Regions from separate parts of the Homo sapiens genome. Here region 2 is linked to region 1. Evidence: chromatin contacts called from ENCODE Hi-C or POLR2A ChIA-PET data. All regions are on one chromosome and are shown on one strand. Each heading gives the region's core, a stretch centred on a gene start or an enhancer-like site at or near the end of the contact. The rest is flanking DNA. Distances are from core to core; before and after follow the strand shown. Region 1 holds the start of DLEU2 (deleted in lymphocytic leukemia 2). Region 2 overlaps TMEM272 (transmembrane protein 272).

Region 1 (6,025 bases), core at 888-3,387:
CGCCCTCCAGGGACCGCCCCCACCCAGTTTCTGCGCAGCTCGGGCCCCCACCGTCGCCTCGCGACCTCAGATCTTGGCCTCCCACGGCCGCGCTCAGGGAAGCTATTGCAACTGATGCGCCCCGGGTGCTTTCGTTTTGCTTTCGCTCCCTCCTCTCCGCAGCTGGGAAGACTGCGCAAGAACAAAGTAGGGGCGAAAAGCGCGTGTCCTGACAGTGTGTCGGGGACACTGCAGCTTGGCGCGAAGCTAGGGCGGGGAAATGAAGGCTGAGGCCCGAGGCCTCTGTATCTCTGCCTCTCGCAGGTGTGGGACGGGCCAGGGGGCCCTGCCTTGTTTTCTTCATGCAAGGAAAAGTGGTTTGTAGATATTCAAAACAAAATTGGCGCAGAAACGAATTCGCCGTCTTAGGAGTGCTGTGGCAGGGCACAGCAGAAGCAGGAAGACGGGCGGCCAGGGCCTTTGCCTAAATTGGAAGGAAACCAGGAGCGAGCGCGCCAGCTCCCGCACCAGGCTCTGAGTACCGTTAGGTGTGAGGGGACCAAAGCGCCGTCCGGTTCGCTGGGGGGTCGACTAAGCTCCGCGTTTTGGAAGCCCAGCAAACACTGCACAGGTTCGCTTTACTTCCTCTCGCCTTCTTTAGAACGAGTGCACACATTGGCAGCTGACGATCCCACCACCTAGTCTCCCTCTTAAAAGAGGGCAGGCAAGCCTGGAAAGGTTTCCCAAATAGAGGCAAACTTATTGCTGTCTTGACTGGCCCAGCGAAAGCGCTCTCAGCACTGGCTGAGCCCAGTGCCCAGCCAGGAAGCTCGGCTCGGGTTGCGCGAGTCCTTGAAGAGTCCCCCACGGCCTGCAGTTGGCCCGAATGAGGGTCTGTGCGCGGGAACGGTTTCCCCAAACCCCTTAAGTAATAACATAACCCTTCCAGACTGTTCATCACACTGTTCAGCTGCCAGGAAAGGTGCGACGCGCTTCTTGCCCTCGTCCCAGCTCAGCTCTAGTTTCTTCCGCCAGTGAGCTGAGAAGCCAAATTATTTTATTCCCACCCTGTAAAGTTAAACTGCAATATACATAAATCACTCAGGGAAGCTGCTAAGATAAATAACACTCAAATGAGCTACTTGCACTTGGTATTGTTGTAAGGCCTTCCTCTGGTGTTTACCGCCCTCCTTGTTTACATGAAGCTCAGGAACAGCGGCTTTAGGCCGGTAGGGAGCTCAGTTTCATTTCAAGGGTATGGCAAGGCCTATCATTTCGTCATAAGGCTTTGAAGGAAAGTTCGTCTGTTTTTGTCTCACATCTAACTTCCAGTAACTTCTCAAAAACTATATTCTTCCAACTGTAGCTCCGGTCTGCAAACTCCCTTCTCCCTAGCTGTCCGGGAAGGGGGACTCGAGCTCGCGCAACGCCCCGCTGCACCTGCGGAGGAGGGAGAGCGTCTGGGTGCGCCATGGAACGCCCGCACCGCGCTTCCCGCGCTCCGCCCGCCTGCCCGCGAACGGCTGCGAGCCACCCCCGCATCCCTCACACCTCTGCCCTCCCCAGTCGTGCGCGGGAGAGGGGGCTAGCACCGCAATGCCTGGAAGAGCGGCCGCGCGAGGGGCCTGGGGACAGGACAGCCTCCCGGCTCCGAGGCGAGGCCCGAATGCGCGCACACTCGGCGAGCGGGGCGGCGACTGGGGAGCCGGAGACGAGAGAGGGCGGAAGTGCGGGACGCCCCGCAGCACTCCCACAGGTCGCGGAGCCCGAGATCCTCGTCGGGTGGCGAGGGCGTGGGTGCCCACGCTATGCGTGACGCCTGAGCCGCGGCCCGAGCCCACGAGCTGGGTGAGGCCGCTGCCGCCGCCGCCGCCACGAAGCCTGGCGGGCGGCGCGGAGCCCCGGGGAGCTGGTTTTCCCGGGCGGGCACGTGACGGGGTTGGCAGCGTTCGGGCCCCGGCTGGGAGGGGGAAGAAGCGGGGAGCAGAAGGCCGCGGGCGGGCGGCTGGCGCGCTGTGTACTTAGGTCGTGTGCTGGGGCTTTTCTCTCCCAGGAGCCGGCGGGGGGAGGGGAGGGGGAGGGGCCACCGCTCCGCCTTCTCCTTTTCGCAATGTTGACGCAATCTATAAATAGTGGAACAAAAGGACCAACTTCCTCGGAGCTTTGCTGAAACTGCACAAAAAATCGAGCCGGGGGGTTCCCTGGTCCCCGGCGATGGGGCGGGGAGCGCTGCGCCGGGGGAGGGGGCGGGCGCGGCGGCGCGGGCCCCGCCGAGGGGGGACACCTGGCTGAGGCACAGCTGCCGCCGTGCCTTTCCGCGCGAGCCCAGAGCTCCGATCCCTGCGCGGGCTCGAGAGCTCGCCCCGAACGGGGGTCTTCCTCCTCCGCCGTTGACAGGTCAGTCCGTACCGCCCCTTTCAACACTGTGGGCTTTCTTTTTCCTCCCCCGAGCCTCCACTTTTAGAAGGGAACTGAGAGGAAAAATAGAACGAGGCGCTGCAGCAACAGCCAGCAAATCTGCAACCCCAGCAGTCCACACGGCAGGGGTGGCCGAGGGGGCTCAAGGAGGCGGTCCCCGCCTGGCCCCTCGTCGTATGGCCGGTGCCTGCGCCGCAGCCAAAGACGGAGGACTGGCGTGCGCCACCCGGGCGGTAGGGAGAGCGGAGGCGCGGGCCGCCTTGCTGGGGTCGAGGAGGGGCTCCCGGCTGCTTCTCTCGCCCGTGGGCCGACCCCCGGAGGCTACGCGTCAGGGCCCGGAGGCCGCTGCATGCGCCTCGCTCCCTCCGAGCTCGGACCCGGCGCCTCAGCTTCGTCCTCTAACTGCTGTGGGAGGATGGAGCAGAGAAGCGCTGTCGCTGCACGCCGCCGTGCCCCCTGGCTCTGGTGCCCACGCAGCCAGCAAGCACTGAGCTGGGGGGCAGGGTGGAACCGGGGCACGCTCGCTTCTCGGAGCCTCGGACCTGAGCGCGAGCGCCCGCCGCGCCGCCGTGGCGGTTCCACAGGGCGCGGGGAGGGGGCGGAGCTGGCGCTGTTGACAGCGGTGCCGGAGCGGGGAGGGCGAAAGTTGGGGAGAGGGGGCGGGGGAGAGGTGGGAGTCGGGGCTGGGGGAGAGAGCGCGCGCGCGGGCTTCGGCGGGGAGAGGGGGGCCGGGTCATGTGATGTACAGACACCCCCGCTACAGGCTGGCTGCAGGGGTGACGTCACCACCCTTGACTGCAGGGGGTGGCACTTCCGCTCCCTCCCCAGCTGCTCCCCAGCCCCTGGCACCGCCGGCTGGAGCCCTTTCGCAGTTTGAGTGGGCAGAGGGAGAGAGGGGTTTTCCTTCTGGCCCCAGCCCGACTGCTTCTCCCGCCGCCCGGAGTCCCCGCCCTGGGACCGGAATGGGAGCCGCGGCCGCCCCCTCCCGACGCGTCCCATTGTGTGAGCGGGCGGCGCAGGGCGGAGGCTGGTGCCGGCCCCCCGCAACTCTGCGCTCCCGAGGGGGCGGGGGCGGACCCCGCGCAGTCAAGGCCAGGTCCAGCCGCCCGCCGGCTCCTCCTTCCCCAGAGCGCCGTCCGCGCGCGGGAAGTCCGACGCTGTCGACTCGGTCCGGACACCGCGGCCTCGCCCGCGTCCCTGGGGCGCCGGGTGGTGAGAGACCCGCTGGGCCGTGTGGGCCCGCAGTCCAGCCCAGCGGGTGTGTGGTTGGAGTCTGTCACAGAGCCCCGAGGGACGCGATCCCAGCAGTCGTTACGCGCTATTTGGGGAAACTCGGGGTTTTGGTGACTCAGCGCGGTGAGCGCTATTTATAGGTAGATGCGTTAGGAGAAGGGAAATAAGCTTCGCTCGAATCCGTCCATTCGTCCGCCCGAGGACTGCAAAGAGCTCCGTTTGGAGGCAACAACTGAAAGACTTCTGAAAAAGATTTGGCAGTTAGAGCCTGTGGTATAAGACATAGCAGGCCTCGCCAGGAGACTAGTTACAACAGTTCGTCTCAAAAAGTTAGAACGTTTTCTGGAGTAGATGGAGGATTTTAGGGACACGTCATGACCCGTAGAGTGTCTTTTTGGGTGTTAGTGTGTGAACCACGAGCAATAATTCAGGTGAAAACCGAGCAGTCCTCCCAGTAGATCGCAGTCTATCAAGAACTGCGTTGTTAGTTGCAGGATTTGTAAAATACATAACATCATATGTGGATAGGTATTAAAAAACTGAATGATGTTGAAAGTTGCTATGCAATATTCTGTAACAGGAAGGTGTGTGTGGCATTTATCTAGAATAAAAAATGTGGAGATTGTAAATTACATGTTTACAATCCAATTTCTCCCTCCCGAAAAGCACTATGAAAAAAAGGCCTTTGATTCTTCAACAGTGTATAAATGCTACACAAACAGTTTTGGCTTCACTTTATGATTTTGATTCTTTTTTCCCACCTCCACCCCAGTTTGTAAATCCAGGAGGTAGATGTTAAGAGAGAGCAATTGCCAGGTTAGCTGCAGGGAGGCAAGAGGCCAGGTCGGGCAGGGCTTTGTATATACCCTGCATGCTGAAGAATTTGGACTTTAGCCTGAGACCTACAAGTTTTGGGGGAAACACATACCTTTTGAGGAAAATAAAAAGCAATGGGCTCTTTCTCTAGGAAAAAAAAATGCGCTTACATACCTATACTAAAATTTTGCATACAATTTTAGGGGGGTTACTTGCTTTATGAGTAAATTCCTATTCTGCCTCAGGACTAAAACATAGGAAAGGGAGAGCCATGAAAGGAGTTTTGGAAATGTCATATTGAGGTGTACACTGGTTGAAGTCCTGGAGACTTGAAGATGGAATGTAAAACAGCCTGTGACCTAAGTAACAATCAATTAGGACCACCGCTGTGTACCTAGGGATAGTGGGGATAGAGAAAAGAGGAATTCAAGGAAGTAATTAAATTGGTGGAATTCTGTTGGTGGAATGGGAAAACTGGTTGGCTGTAAAGGGCAAGAGCAAGAGATACCCAGATTTCTGGTTTAGGGTGTGGACTAAAAGGAGAAGTAGGCCTCAAGTCTAGGGGAAGGAACTCTGTTTTGTCCCTGTAGAATCTGAAGTATCAGAGAACTACTGGGGGAGCAGGGGGTGTTGAAGTAGTTTGGCTCTCTGGAGTCATTAAAATGTAGGTGATAGCTAAAGCAGTGGGAGGGGCTTAGATGGACCACAAAGGGTGCCCTGTAAGAAGTGGTCTGAGGAGGGAACCCTGGGAACACCCATATTCAGGGGAAGAAGGGGAGCAGAAGGAATCTTTGAAGAACCGTGATGAGTGACTAAAGACAGAGCAGTGTCCGTAGCATATAACTGATGAATAAAATCCTGCTTCCTTGATAATAGAAACATGTTGCTGCTTTGTTCCCTTTATATGACTGAAAAAGCTGTGTTCTCTTTCAGTGAAAAAGAAACCATAATTGTCTTTCTGGAGATTTGAATTTAGAAGGACAGTGAAGATAGGAGAGGATGAAATCTTGCTTCTCCCTTTTTTTGAAACTAGAGATACCTAAGGAAGAAGAAAAGGAGAAATGGAAGAAATCAAACTTTGTCTTTCCCCTGCTCAGTCTCTAAGCCCTCAAGGAAAGGTGTTGGGATAGACTGAGTCCCCATGATGGTGTTTTTTGCACTTCAAAAGCACACTTAATCTCCAACAGTTAGTAGCAGAAGGTGCTAAACTCACAGTCTGGCTAAGGAAATAAGGAAGCGTGGAAGGAAAGGGTTTTCCTTTGCCTCTTCCATTTCCTTCCTTCCAACAGGTTAACCCGTTACAGTTAACCTGACTAGGGATTTATTGGAAGCAGTGACTTAAGTACAGAAACCACCCCAAAATTTAGTGGCTTAAAACAACATTACCTTGCCTAGTAGAGAAAACTTGTTTCTAATCCACTGGATGACAGCTGGGGCAGCTCAAAGGCTGGAGCTGGCATCATCTGAAGGCTTGTCCACTTGCTTGTCTAGTGGTTAATACTGACTGATGGCTGGGGCTATCAGCCAGAACACCTACACATGGCCTCTCCATGTGGTCTGGCTGCCTCACAACAGGGTG
Region 2 (6,773 bases), core at 112-2,611, 1.7 Mb before region 1:
GGCTGGCTTCCCCTCATGATGGCAAGAAGGCTGCCAGCCACCCCCAGAGTAATTCAATTCCTCACCAGTGGCCAGGGAGGGAGAAACCTTGTTTCTGGAAGTTCTGTCAGCAGAGCGAGAAAGCTTTTTCCTGACTCTCAGTAAATCTCCCAATATAAGTCATGAGCCCATCCACTAATAACGTATCTGGTAAGTGGGGCTCTGCTGGTTAATTGAGGGTGAAACTTCATGCCCTTTTCTATGGCCAGGGTGGGATCAGCTTCTGCCAGAGCACATAAACGGCACAGCAGAATGGGGAGGTAGGGAGGTGGGGGTACCCGAAAATAATTAAGGTGATGACCTAGAGAGGAAGGAGTAGATGCTACAGAAGCTACCATGAGGTTCACTCAGAGATCCTCTGCTCTCAGCATGACAACAGGACTCAGCAGAAAGCACAGATGTGTGATGCTGTCAAGACTCTGACAGTGGGAACTGGGGGGCAGGCCTACCCAAGAGGCATTCAAATTCACACTTTCAAAAAAAAATGCTGGCCAAGCAAAACCTATATCTGCAGATATATCTGCCGATCTGGAGAACAGATGAGGAAACCAAGAAGCAAAGCAGGGAAGTAATTGCCTAATCACAAAAGTTGCCATACCCTGAGGTCCTTGTGCATACATCTGTCACCACCTTTTACAGAAGAGGAAAACGGCTTCCGGATGTCAACGAATTTGCCCAAAGCCACATGGCCAGTGAGTGACAGGGCCAGGATTTGGACCCAAGCCTGTGTAGCCCCCATTCCTCTGTTCTTTCCCAATGTCTAAAAGTTGGATTGGTGGCATTAACAGAAAGAAAAACCCCAAGCCAGTTCAAAGCTCTATTATACTGTGTGTCAGCAAGAAGTTTTAGGAGCCCATCTAATGTCATGGGCTGTGGAATATATAACCAAGTGAATGGAAAGGGAAGAAGATTTTGTGAAGCAAATACTTTCAGTGATAAAGTGAGTTGTCAGTGAATTTTATCCAGGGAAGAGAAGAACCATCTGCCCTGAGTACAGGCACCCAGGAAGCACAGGGTGAATCCTGCCTGGCTCAGTGGATGCCGGCAGCTTCTGGCATCCTGGCACGGGCACAGTGGCAGTTTATAAACTCCTTTTCCATAAGCTGTCAGACTTGGAGAGGTCCTGCAGGATATCTGGGCCTTGGCATCGGCAAAGTGATCACGAGAGATGTTCAGCTCTCTGAGAAGTGCAAGTCTTGGCTTGCATCCACTGTGTGGGAGCCCCAGGCGAGCTGCGACCTTCTCCTCCTGTCTGCTGACTTGCCACTGGAGAGAAAGTCAGGTTTCACAGGATGCTTAAGAAACTGCAGTGAAGAGGAAATGCAGGGGTCTGTGTGTTTCTAACCCAGTGCCTGCCCCTTCTTCTCCTTGCAGCCTGCTTCGTTGTTGTGCTCTGTGCTTTCCTGGCTCTGCCGCTGTCCATGACCTTCATAGGTAAGCTGCCTTCCGAGCTGCTGGACGCCACAGGTCAGCCAGGTTGGGGCATGGACCCAAGGCATGTAATCTTTAAACATTAAATATGTGTTTAAGAAGAACTGGCCAGCCCGATGATTCCCAGACACCTATGTGCCATCTCAGAATGACTTGGTGAAGATTTAAAAAATACACATTCCTGGGCCCCGCCCTGGGAGATATCAGTGCAGTATATCTGGGTGGGGACAGACACTCTCTTTTAGAAATCTGTCCCCAGATGATTCTGATCCCTCCAGCCCAAGTTTGGAAGTGACTGGGCTAGAGGTTTCCCAAAGTCCCTTCCCAGTTCCTATGTTCCCTTGTGGAAGCAGGTTGCAAGCAATACAAAAAATGCACCTGGCGTTAGGTGATGTATGGGCACTCTATACATTTTTTTTTTTTTTTTTTTGCTGAATGAATGAGTAAATATTTCCATAAATCACGTATATTAAACAACCTCATAATCCAGAAGTGTGAGGTCTAGCGAAGGTCAGGGGAGGGGCAGGATGGGGGAAGCTCCTTAAGTAGCTAAAAATTGTTATCACGTGTCAGTGAAATTAATCTCATGCTCCTGAACATTGCTAATGGGAGCCCTGTGTACAGGACCTAGCTACCCCTATTTACCTAGAAGCCCAGCATGGCTGGGCATGGTGGCTCACGCCTGTAATCCCAGCAGTTAGTGGGGCTGAGGCGGGCCGATTGCTTGAGCCCAGGAGTTTGAGACTAGCCTGGGCAACATAGTGAGACCTTGTCTCTACCAAAAAATGCAAGTCTTGACTTAAAAATTAGCTGGGTGTGGTTGCGTGTGCCTGTAGTCCCAGCTACTCGGGGGACTGAGGTGGGATGATCGTGCCACTATACCTCCAGCCTGGGCAACAGGACTGAGACCCTGTCTCCAAAAAAAAAAAAAAACACAAAAACAAAAAAGAAGCAGCTCAGCAGGCCCAGTGTTCTAGGTCCAAGCTCACAGCATATTGGAGCAGAAAGTAAAAGAGCATAGGAGTTGTTGCAAAACAGCAACAACGAAACACCCAGTACCCTAATTGCTTAATGGGTAGGAGCCTTCCTTTTGAGGTGATGAAAATGTTTTCGAACTAGATGGAGGTGGTAGTTGCACAACACTGTGAATCCACTAAATGCCACTGAATTATTCACTTTAGAATGGTTTCTTTTGTTATGTAAGTTTCACCCTGCCACCCCTGCTAAAGCCACAATACTAAAAATGGAAACAAAAACAGTATCCTTAGATCTGTAAGACATGAAAGCTAACAGCCTGACAGGAAATAAAAAAGAAGATAAGATTTTAAGGTTTGCAGAGAACTGAAACAGCCAAGTAGTCTGGGGCCATTTAGTGTAAGAGTGAACAATTCAATCACTTCAGCAGGCCCTGGTGCTGTGATTATTACAGTGCAATTCAAAAATTAACACTTATTATATGGCTCTGTTCTTCCAAGAAGAGTTCACAAGATGTTAGGCATGCCCTGCTTATGAAGTCGGGGGTACTCTCCAGAGGGCATTCTATGCAAAATCTGTAAGGTAAGAGAACCCTAGCCTTTGGACCCTGTGGTTAGTTACCTTTCTTTTTGCTTTCTTTTGAGACAGGGTCTCACTCTGTCGCCCAGGCCGGAGTGCAGTGGAGCGATCTCGGCTCACCGCACCCTCTGCCTACCCGGCTCAAGTGATTCTTGTGCCTCAGCCTCCTTAGTAGCTGGGATTACAGGCGCCCACCACCATGCCTGGCTAATTTATATATTTTTAGTAGAGACAGGGTTTCACCACGTTGGCCAGGCTGGTCTTGAACTCCTGACCTCAAGTGATCTGCCCGCCTCGGCCTCCCAAAGCGCTGGGATGACAGGCATGAGCCACCGCGCCCAGCCAGTTATCTTTCAAATGAACTTAACTGCAACAATTCATCCACCAATAAGGCTGCATAAAAGAGACAAGACCCCACAAGCCAATTCCCATGGATATTATATTAAAATCACCACATCCACTGCGGAAAGAGGGTTTTGGAGGTGTTATTGCTTCTAGAGCAATATTGGTTATAGAGTTTGTGTTTGGGGTGATGAAAACATTTTGGAAATAGATAGTGGTGATGGTTGCACAAGATGATGCATGTAATTATGCCGATGAATTGTACACTTAAATATGGTTAAAATGGCAATTTTTGTTGAGATATTTTATCACAATAACAAATATTTTAAAAATCACTACATTTGGTAGTTGTTATCAACTGAACTAGGGAGAGATCTAAAACCAAAAAGAATAATCGTGATACTGCAGATCAGACAAGAAAGAAAATCTAGAGTTAAGGTAGGTCCTAAGAAGTACATGAGAACACAGGGGGAAAGATGGCTTTTATTAAATTTATTAGGATCGTTTTAAGCCATCTGTGCACTGATTGACTCTCCTGTGAACAGCAGCTGTTTTTATTCATTGGGAATGAGCAGATATCTAAGCCATTACTCAATGTTCATTTCACAGCTGGCTTTTGAATTGAAAGGCAGTCCATGTCCAACAAATTTGGCACCAAGTACTTAAAGGTCTTTGTGTGAAAAGGCTGTGTTGAGACTTGGAAAGTATTTCCATTTAATAACAAATTCACCTAAACATCAGAGATAACTAAAAGACAAGCCTCCATAGGTTGATGATTGGATCAACGTGTATATTTGACTAAACTCTGTTTTGGGCCCTGAATTTATGGCTCTCTGTATACCTAGAAAATTTTGTTCATTTCAATGGAATATGGTGTAGTCATAGAAAAACAGTTTACTCCCTCTGCTTAAGTATCAAGGCATTTATAGGGAATAAAATTCCAAATCAAAGCTAAAAGTCTAAATGTCATTTAAACAGGAGGCTTTGGTTCTACAGTAAGAATTCCCTTTCTTGGACTCTGTTGACAGATGTGTTAGTCAGGGTAACTTAACTGTGCTACAGCCACAAATTAACCCTGGAATCCCAGTGGCTTAACACTGTAAGAGTTTATTTCTTGCTTACGCAAATTCCATCATGGCTCAGGGGGCATGGGGACTTCTCAGGCAATGTGATGACATAATAGTCCAGTCTGCTTCAATCTTGAGAACAATCCATCTCCACCCATGGTTTCCAGGTGGTCAAAGCAGAGGAAGCAAACAACGAATCATGTATCAGTTTTTAAATGCTTTGGCCTGGGCTGGGCACAGTGGCTCAGGCCTGTAATCCCACGCTTTGGGAGGCCCAGGCAGGAGGATCACTTGAGCCCAGGAGTTTGAGAACAAGCTGGGCAACATAGTGAGTCCTTCTTCTCTACAAGAAAAAAAGAATTAGCTGTGCATAGTGGCACATCCCTGTGATCCCAGATACTCAGGAGGCTGAGGTGGGAGAATCGCTTGAGCCTGGGAGGTTGAGGCTGCAGTGAGTTGTGACTGAATCATGCTACTGCACTCCAGCCTGGGCAACAGAGCAAGACTCTGTCTCAAAAAAAATAAATGCTTTGGCCCCAAGGTGTCCCACAGCCCACTGGTCAGAACTGGTCACACTGCCTTGCTACCCAACAAGGGCACATGCTGGGCAGTCAGTGTCTCCCATAGCAAAGGTGTGTGTTAGAATTCATCTGGAGCTTGGTTGTTTGAGCCAGACTGGTCCCTGAGGGAAATGGGCATTTCTTCTTTATATGTTAAATAGACACATCATATCATTGGTTAATAGGTCTAGGGAACAAAGACCTGAGAAAAGTAGACAGAGCATTGCTTTGGGGAGAAAAACTACCATTAAGAAAGGGTAGACTGGGTAGGCTGGCTTGGTAGTACTCTGTATCTGGTAGCTAAGGATATGTGAGTACACGCGTGTTTCCCAGCATGGGGTCCAGCGAGTGGCATGGTCAATGGTTATCATATGGTGACTGTGACTAACACGGCAGAGGGCTTGCTGCACAGGGAGGAAGAGCGGCTCCTCCCTGCCACCTGGCCCCTGGAAGCAGAGTAGATGAGAACCTCATTCACGCAGAGTCACATTTTGGAAATGTGACTCATAAATTGAACCTTATTTTAAGCATATCAAGAAAACCGTATATTTAAAGGGATCCTTTGAATCCTGAATCCTTGAAAACTTGAGTTCTCATACACTGGCTATTCAGAAAGGCAGAGTGCAACCCATAGCCAGTTAATACCCAGAAAAAAGGTGCAGCGACACCTGGTCCCTGCCCTGTCTGCGGGAGTATTTATCGCCACTCCGCTGTGAGAGCCATTTCTGCGGTGTCAATCCACTGAGCTTCCTGAGGATCAGGTGACTGGTGAGGCTGAGCAGATCCCACAAGCATATGGTTTGCATGATTAACATTTTGGCTTTTGAAGGTGTTCCACTCATTTTCAAAACTGGGCTTTGTGCTCTCGAATGTATTTCTCTCAATCCTCTTCTGTTTGCCCTATGTAGGAATGAAATTTTTGGAGGACTGCCCTATACAGCCCCTCATTCCTTTATATTTGCTAGTGGGTGGCATCGTCGGTACCTTAAAGGTAAAGTATCTTTATCTGCTGTTTGTAGTCCTTGTAGAAATTAACTCACAGGCATCCTGTAATGCACCTGTTATTTGCCTGCTATTCACAGGGGAGACAAAACAACTTCCCCCTAAGCGTGGTTGCTGAAGTGATGGGGCTAGCTCCAGAGACACAGATTTTTCCAGATGCAGGGCATTTACCCAGGGCTGTGCATATTTGCAAGAGCTTCCTTCCTGCTGTTGAGTTCAATGTGCTAAGCTGTGGCTTTGGTCTGACAAGAGTTGATGCAGAGGAGTCCCTGACTGCCAGTTATACCATTGAATTCAGCCAGTGAAATCATGGTCTTTCTCTGCGCTGCTGCTGCTGCTGCTTTTTTTTTTTTTGCTTTTTTTTTTTTTTTTTTTGAGGAAAAAAAAGCTTCCTGTTGAAGGCAGGGTTTGCATTTGGTTAAAATATGTTTGATTTAGCAGTTCCTATTTCTGCTTTTAACTATACTTCCTAGTTCTCAATTGACTAACATAGGATTAATTGGCTGCAGTTATCAATCAACTATTAAAGTATTCTTATGCCTGAGGTAGGAGTGCTTCTCTGTGACTCTCAAGGTTATGTAGTTAATCTGCTCCTGGGCTGTATTGACATTTGTTTAAACAGAAAAAGCAACTGAAGAAGAAATATCAGGGGCGTGCATAGCCTGCAATTGTTTTCAAGATCCCTGGCCCACAGAAATGTTACACCTACCAAGAGAAGCTTAGGTCAGCCTCTGTCTATCAACAACTCTTCCCAGTCTTCCAAGCCCACCTCACCACT

Evidence for each region. A loop is a pair of places that touch in the nucleus more often than their neighbours do. ChIA-PET counts read pairs that join two places held with the same protein, here RNA polymerase II (POLR2A). Pooled maps may share reads with other maps.
Region 2: a loop to region 1 is called in a map of CD4-positive, alpha-beta T cell, with 4 times the contacts of the local background. The contact joins the enhancer-like site here to the promoter of DLEU2 in region 1. A Hi-C loop is called at or near these places in 2 of 168 maps with a recorded cell type or tissue (CD4-positive, alpha-beta T cell and naive thymus-derived CD4-positive, alpha-beta T cell) and 4 of 50 pooled maps. POLR2A ChIA-PET finds 5 or more read pairs at or near these places in 2 of 52 experiments (CD4-positive, alpha-beta T cell and naive thymus-derived CD4-positive, alpha-beta T cell).

The regions. Positions count from the first base shown.
Region 1 is chr13:50,121,653-50,127,677 of GRCh38, reverse strand. DLEU2 (deleted in lymphocytic leukemia 2) reads left to right here and starts at 2,137. Exons shown (of 14, transcript NR_152566.1): 1 at 2,137-2,376. The region is part of intron 2 of DLEU1 (deleted in lymphocytic leukemia 1); the gene reads right to left. RefSeq lists silencers at 1,685-2,014, 2,045-2,254, 2,575-3,084, 3,165-3,674 and enhancers at 1,306-2,016, 5,333-5,858.
Region 2 is chr13:51,821,266-51,828,038 of GRCh38, reverse strand. It overlaps TMEM272 (transmembrane protein 272), which reads left to right. Exons shown (of 5, transcript NM_001351003.2): 3 at 1,414-1,473; 4 at 5,902-5,984. Among named protein-coding and RNA genes, the nearest start is that of DHRS12, 20 kb to the right of the region's middle. Within about 2 kb of position 1,361, at least 14 of the 41 ENCODE cell types and tissues checked have a DNase peak (open chromatin) inside an H3K27ac peak, as active enhancers do; they include CD4-positive, alpha-beta T cell, where a contact is called at or near this core.